2 separate regions of the Homo sapiens genome follow, and region 2 is linked to region 1. A link is an interaction called in ENCODE POLR2A ChIA-PET data of the cell type or tissue named here. Cell type or tissue: IMR-90. All regions are shown on one strand. Each heading gives the region's core, and the rest is flanking DNA. Links, peaks and the distances in the headings are about the cores only.

Evidence for each region. ChIA-PET counts read pairs that join two places held together with the same protein. Peaks named below come from ENCODE experiments on the same cell type or tissue, not always from the same donor. Only the 100,000 strongest peaks of a DNase experiment are listed, where the experiment ranks them.
Region 2: POLR2A ChIA-PET joins it to region 1 with 7 read pairs; 1 of 35 experiments calls an interaction of 5 or more read pairs at or near these places.

What each region holds. Positions count from the first base shown.
Region 1 is chr3:170,469,258-170,472,520 of GRCh38, forward strand. The region is part of intron 7 of SLC7A14 (solute carrier family 7 member 14); the gene reads right to left. The region is part of intron 1 of SLC7A14-AS1 (SLC7A14 antisense RNA 1); the gene reads left to right. Among named protein-coding and RNA genes, the nearest start is that of SLC7A14-AS1, 3.6 kb to the left of the region's middle. In IMR-90, for the core only: no CTCF peak of the experiment used is centred there; DNase peaks (open chromatin) are centred at 1,594 and 2,084; H3K27ac peaks cover 1,435 bases.
Region 2 is chr3:170,621,434-170,624,696 of GRCh38, forward strand. All of the region lies in intron 2 of SLC7A14-AS1 (SLC7A14 antisense RNA 1), which reads left to right. Among named protein-coding and RNA genes, the nearest start is that of SLC7A14, 37 kb to the left of the region's middle. In IMR-90, for the core only: a CTCF peak has its summit at 1,617; a DNase peak (open chromatin) is centred at 1,498; H3K27ac peaks cover 1,087 bases.

The DNA of each region.
Region 1 (3,263 bases), core at 444-2,943:
TTTTGAATTTGAAGTGTGCCTTTTTAAGCTTGGATTTCTCCCTCCTTGTCTCAAATGACTTTGTCCCCCCTCCCTCCCACACTCCCCAGTGAAATCAACTTTCCAGGAGCCAAAGTAAGCACAGATTTATAGTCCTAATTGGTAATAAATCCTAGAGTTAATTATTTGCAGATGTAGCTATTAGTGCTCAAATAATGATTCATCTTTTAAAAGCAGGGTATTTACTCTTTCTTTTCTGTAGGTGGGGGGTGGCTATGGGGGATGGTTATTATCCTTGTGTAGAACAGGGCATCACATTAAGGCCTCTTCTAAGAGTGCCAGTGTGCTGGTTCTTGGAGAATGCCTCTGTCTGAAGCATGTTTGGCATCTGAGAATGGATTTCAGGCGACCAGGCAGGACCTGTGCACACCTCCTTTTGCACTGCTTTGCTTTTTTGCCATCTTTTCTTCTAGACACCCAGGCAGATGCCAAATATTGCCTCCTACTCCTGCTTGGTACCTATTATGCCAATTCTTTCCTTTCTGATGCCCTTCTCTGACTTTGCTTATAGACGACTCATTTCCCTACTGAACTTAATACCATCTTTTTCTTTTCCCTTTGCCCCAAACGTCTCTCCTCTGCCACCACAAAGGTCATTGTTCAGTCACTGGTTTGACATCACTCATCACTGGTTTGTCGATTCCAACAGACCTGTCCCTGCCCCCACAAGGTATTTTGGGTGTCAGATAGATTCATATTATGGGAATTCTCTAAAAACCTTGAGTCATAGATATTTAGAGCTGGAAAAGATGCTATAGATCACCTATGCATTCTAAAACCTTCATTTTACAGAAGAAGAAACAGAGGCTGGGAAAGAATAAGTGACTTGCCTGGGTCTGAGAAGGAGAGGAACCAGCTTTATACATGGAGGGAGAGAAGTCTCTTGCGTGTCTAGTCCTTCACACCTCCTCTCCCCTCCCCCAGGCTGGTTTACAGACTATGCCCACTGCAGTAAACATGTGATAAGAGGTTTACATGTGTTCTTTGGGAGTGGCCAGGCCTGGAAGGAACATGTGTGTGTGTGTGTGTGTGTGTGTGTGTGTATGTGTGTGTGTCTGTGTCTGCGCGCTCTCACATATTGACTGTGGTTACTTTTTACTTTGTGAAGACAATCCATGGAAACTTGCCACATAAATATTTATGGGTCTTTTCATGTTTGCCCTGAACCCCCTGGAGTTTCAAAGGTGTATCACTCTGTCTTCAAAAATGCATTTCAAATGTGAGTACTGTGAAACAAGAAACGACCGTGTGCATGCAGCCTGGTAGAGTAAATAGTAGATGCAAAGCCGTTCCCCTAGGGCTTGGCATTCTGTGTGTCTATCTTTCTTGCTGGCCCTTGAGTCAATTCAGGAAAAGTGGTGTGAAACTGAGAAGGATTGGAGAAAAGAAAAATGGAGGGGGACAAAGAAACAGAGAGGAACAGATGAAGGGAGGGAGGGAGGGAGAGAGAGAGAAGAGAAGAGAAACGTATTACCATCTGTCCCACATAAACAAGGGCTTTGTGTCGGAGGAGTAAACAGAGCTGCTCCACGCCTCCTGTGTGGAAGCAGGGTGTTTTGTTTCTGCTCCTTTTTTTAGTTGGCTTAGAGAATGAAGCATGAGGTAGTTTCTGAAAAATCTGTAGGGGTTCTGGGAATCCTGAATCATCTAAACTAAACTTCACAAAGCATTTCTGTGTGCTGGGTTAGGATAATGATGGATGGTTGATGTTGCACCTTTGTCCCAAAGAGCTCAAAATGTTACACAAACAGTATCTTGTTTTGTTTAGACTCCCTTTAACCTGTCTGGGAAGGGGTGTGTGTGTGTGTGTGTGTGTGTGTGTGTGAGTGATTATGTGCATTGCACACTTCACAGACAGGACAACAGGACAGTGGGCACAGAAAACATAAGGGAAGGTCCACAGCCACACAGTGAGCAGGTGGACAGTGAATCCTTCCAGGTCTCCCCATGCCCTAATCCAGGGCGCTTCTATCCCTCTTACATCTCCCGCCTACCAGGGATGGAAAACAATTTGGCTTAACGTTTTATTTGGAAGAACATATACAAAAGTGGAGTGAATAGGATCATGAATCACCAGCTCCCTTCATGCTCCCTCCCCTGACCCCTTCTCTACAGATTGTTTTGAAACAAATCCCTTCTATCATAGGTTTAATTTGTAAATATTTGAGTATGCATCTCTAAAAAAAGCAGTATCATCACAACTAAAAATTAATAATAATTTCTTAATATTATCTGATATCCAGCAGTATTAAAATTTATCTAAATTATTACATGTGTGTGGAAAACTCTTCACCTTATGAGGCTACACACGTATTCCTATGATGCCATCATTGCTTGAAGTAGTTTTTGGGCACCGCTAATCAAGATGGTCACTGGGAACGGCATCATATACTTTTGTAAACTCTTGCGGAGGGCAATCTAATATCTTTTGAGGGTGGATTTGATTTTGCTATAAGCCAGAAGTCATTTGAAACCAAGCCTCAAGAATAAGATGGCTGATTCACAAATAATACTATTTATTCTATTTGGATATTTAATTCTGCTGTACCTTAAAAGCAGATAACTTAGAGCCATTGCTTTGTAGTTACATAACTTATGTCAGTAAGAAACTAAAGGCAGGTGTGATGGCAAAAATCAGAGGGTGTCAGCCTTTGTGCTGCAGCAGTGTCCTGGAGGCTCCTCTGTGGGGCTGGAATTATTTTTTTTGAGTTGATGGGTCATGGTGGGGGTGCGTGGTGTGTGCAGGAAAGTGACTAGTTAGCAGTAAACACAGAAGTGTTTCAATATTCTGGCTGGGCACGGTGGCTCATGCCTGTAATCCCAGCACTTTGGGAGGCCGAGACAGGTGGATCACCTGAGGTCAGGAGTTCGAGTCCAGCCTGGCCAACATGGTGAAACCCCGTCTACTAAAAAAAAAAAAATAATTAGCTGGGCACGGTGGCGGGCACTGGTAATCCAGCTACATGGGAGGCTGAGGCAGGAGAACTGCTTGAACCCAGGAGGTGGAGGTTGCAGTGAGCTGAGATCACGCCATTGCACTCCAGCCTGGGCGACAGAGTGAGACTCCATCTCAAAAAAAAAAAAGTTTCAATATTTTAACACAGACATGGTTGGACTGGGGCACGTGGGCTGCATGCCTGTCCTGGTCAAAGGTAATGGTGGTTAGTCTTATGAAAGTCTGTTTAAAGGCCGGGCACGGTGGCTCACGCCTGTAATCCCAGCAC
Region 2 (3,263 bases), core at 499-2,998, 150 kb after region 1:
TGGTGGCTTTGTTTACACTGTGAGGGGAAAGCCGCCTACTCAAGCCTCCGTAATGGTGGATGCTCCTCCCCCTACCAAGCTCCAGCATCTCAGTTTGATTTCAGATTACTGTGCAGGCAGTGAGCATTTCAAGCCAGTTGATCTTAGCTTGCTGGGCTCCATGGTGGTGGGATCCACTGAGCAAGATCACTCGGCTCCCTGGCTTCAGCCCTCTTTCCAGGGGAGTGAACGGTTCTGTCTCACTGGCATTCCTGGCACCACTGGGGTATGAAAAAAGAACTCCTGCAGCTAGCTTGGTGTCTGCCCAAACGGCTGCCCAGTTTTGTGCTTGAAACCCAGGGCCCTGGTGGTGTAGGTGCCAGAGAGAATCTTCTGGTCTACAGGTTGAGAAGACTGTGGGAAAAGCATAGTATCTGGGCCAGATAGCACCATCCCTCATGGCACAGTCCCTCACTGCTTCCCCTGGCTAGGGGAACATAATACTCTATTTTAAACCTGTATTTTATTTAATCATCCTATCATCATCTCCAGGTGTACATCATCATTTTTACATCACAGTAATTTGCCACAGGACACAGAGTAAGTGGCTGTAGTAAGTTGTATTATTGCTCAATCTATTTGCTATTTGGGAGTGTGTTAAATATCCCTGCTTTGGGCCGGGCGTGGTGGCTCATGCCTGTAATCCCAGCACTTTGGGAGGCCGAGGTGGGTGGATCACGAGGTCACGAGATCGAGACCAGCCTGATCAACATGGTGAAACCCCGTCTCTACTAAAAATAGAAAAATTAGCTGGGCGTGGTGGCACATGCCTGTAATCCCAGCTACTCGGAAGGCTGAGGCAGGAGAATTGCTTGAACCTGGGAAGCGGAGGTTGCAGTGAGCCGAGATTGCGCCACTGCACTCCAACCTGGTGACGGAGCAAGACTCCATCTCAAAAAAAAAAAAAAAAAAAAAATCCCTGCTTTTTTGGGGTCAGGCTTGGCCATATGATTTGTTTTGTCCATAAAATATAAATGGAAGTGATGTGAGCAGAAACTTTAAAAGCCAACATATGATTCCATTGTCTTTTTTTCTATTTCACAAGATCAATTTCCCAGATACTGGCTGCTCCTTTAGTCTGGGTCTGGAGATAATGACCACAGGGAAGACAGATGCAGCTGATATGTAGCCTGAGTGAGAAATAAACCTTTGCTATTCCAAGCCACTGAGATTTGGGGTTGTTTGTTACCACATCATGCCATAGCCTAAGTTGATTAGTACAGTAGCAAAGACAGGATTCTGACTCCAAAGCCCATGACTTTTCCTTCATAACACTCTACCTTCCAGTGGGAAAGACACAGAGGCTTAAACACTGTTTGTGCAGCATGTGGCATCTCCTCCCTCCTTTTACATATGCTAGTGAGAGCTTACGAAAGTGTCAGGAGAGTACAGTCAGCCCAGAGGACTTCTGTCTAACCATGAATGCTGGGTTCATGTAAACTGCACAGCAGATCTGACTCCCCAGGGTTCGTGTCAGCCTCTCCCTTCTTAGAAGCACTGAAGCAGGGGAGGGAGGGGCACAGTGATGACAGTGATGAGTTCCATATGTCTCAAGTGCTTTCCAGATGCGCCCTCTGGCTCAGCTTAGTGGGAGCTGGTGCCATCTGGTAGACAAGCACGGAGACTGTGAGTAGGGGGCCAGCCTTCCAGATCCAGTGTCCTCCCCACCTCGGGAGTAACTGGGAAGTCCCTGATCCCAGATAGGAAGTGGATACTTCCCTGTAGGAAGAGGAAAGGTCCAAGAGCCCCTCGTTCAAAACCAGATAGGTGTTCTTTGAGTGAAAAGCAAGCTGGACCTTGAGGCCAAATAAAATTTTGCTATTTAGAATGACTGGTTAAGTTGGAAAAACAAACAAGCAAATAAACCTCTGCAAGAAGGTAAATTAATCTAAAAAGTGGTCTAATCTTTCTTTTGTTAAAAAAAAAAAAAGATAGCCAGGCATGGTGGCAGGCACCTGTAATCTCAGCTACTCAGGAGACTGAGGCAGGAAAATCGCTTGAACCTGGGAGGTGGAGGTTGCAGTGAGCTGAGATCACACCACTGCACTCCAGCCTGGGCTACAGAGCAAAACTCTGTAAAAACAAACAAAAAAAAATCTATGGTGTTTTTCTTCTGTGGATTTAAACTGAGAAAATGGAGCTGACAATCCCTTTCTTTATTTAGATTTTCCCCTAGGATTTTGTGTTGCAGGGGAATATACCGGTCTAGGTCTATGTCAATGACCTGGGTCAATGACCTGGGGAATTGTTTTGGAGTCACTCTTGGTATTTGTTGCAGGGCCTAGGCAATCATGGAGCAGCTACAGCTGCCTCTGGCAGAGAGCAGTATGGATTGACTCTGCAGTTGTAATGTGACTGCAACCCCATTTGAGGAAAGGGTATTTGTTGTAGTCAACCTGCAGGTCACTAGGTCCATACTTTGCTTAGCTTTTAAACTGTCTTTGTATCATGACTTGAGTAGCTGATTGACACTTGAGTTTCTTGGGTCTCTTTCTTGTGTTCTGGAATTCAGTGTACCATCTTGTTCTGTTTTATGATTAATCTTTTTGAGAGGCCTACAAAACAGATATATCACAAGTAGGAAAATTAAAAGCAAACACTGATTTATAAACAGTTCACAAAAAATCAAGAGGATACAGAAATTCCCTTTGTTCCATGATATATATTTGTTTCCCTCATGACATGGCTCCTCATTTTACCATCAGAGGGTACAAAAGCATCTTCTTAGCTCCAAGATACCTAACAGTTACAGTATACTTGACCAATTGACCAGCTTCAATGGACCCCTTTTTCCTTTGAGTTCTTTACTTTGTTTAGTTCTCCATTGTAGTAATAGCCAACATTTAAAGAGGCCTTTACTGCTCGAAAATGCTTTTACATACATTGACAAAGAGGCCCTCACAATGCCTTTGGAGCCGGTTGAACTGAATATTATTAGGTGCCCCTGTAAAGAGTGGGTCATAGAATGGTTTCACCACCATTTTTATGGATCTGGGAGATTAGGGACCATGTCAATTTGTTGTGGTTGTTGATCATGCGTTCTTTTACCACTAAAATGAAGAACAGAAAGGGACAAAAATGAGGAAAGAAGTAAGAGGAGGAGAAAATGGGAAAGAAGAAGACAGGTCATTGTGTTAAAATAACAAGTAAAACAGTTAACAGCTGGAAGCTCCAATTGGCTGGACTGAGGGCTGCAGAAGGCTGACAAGGTGGTTCCTTTTTTT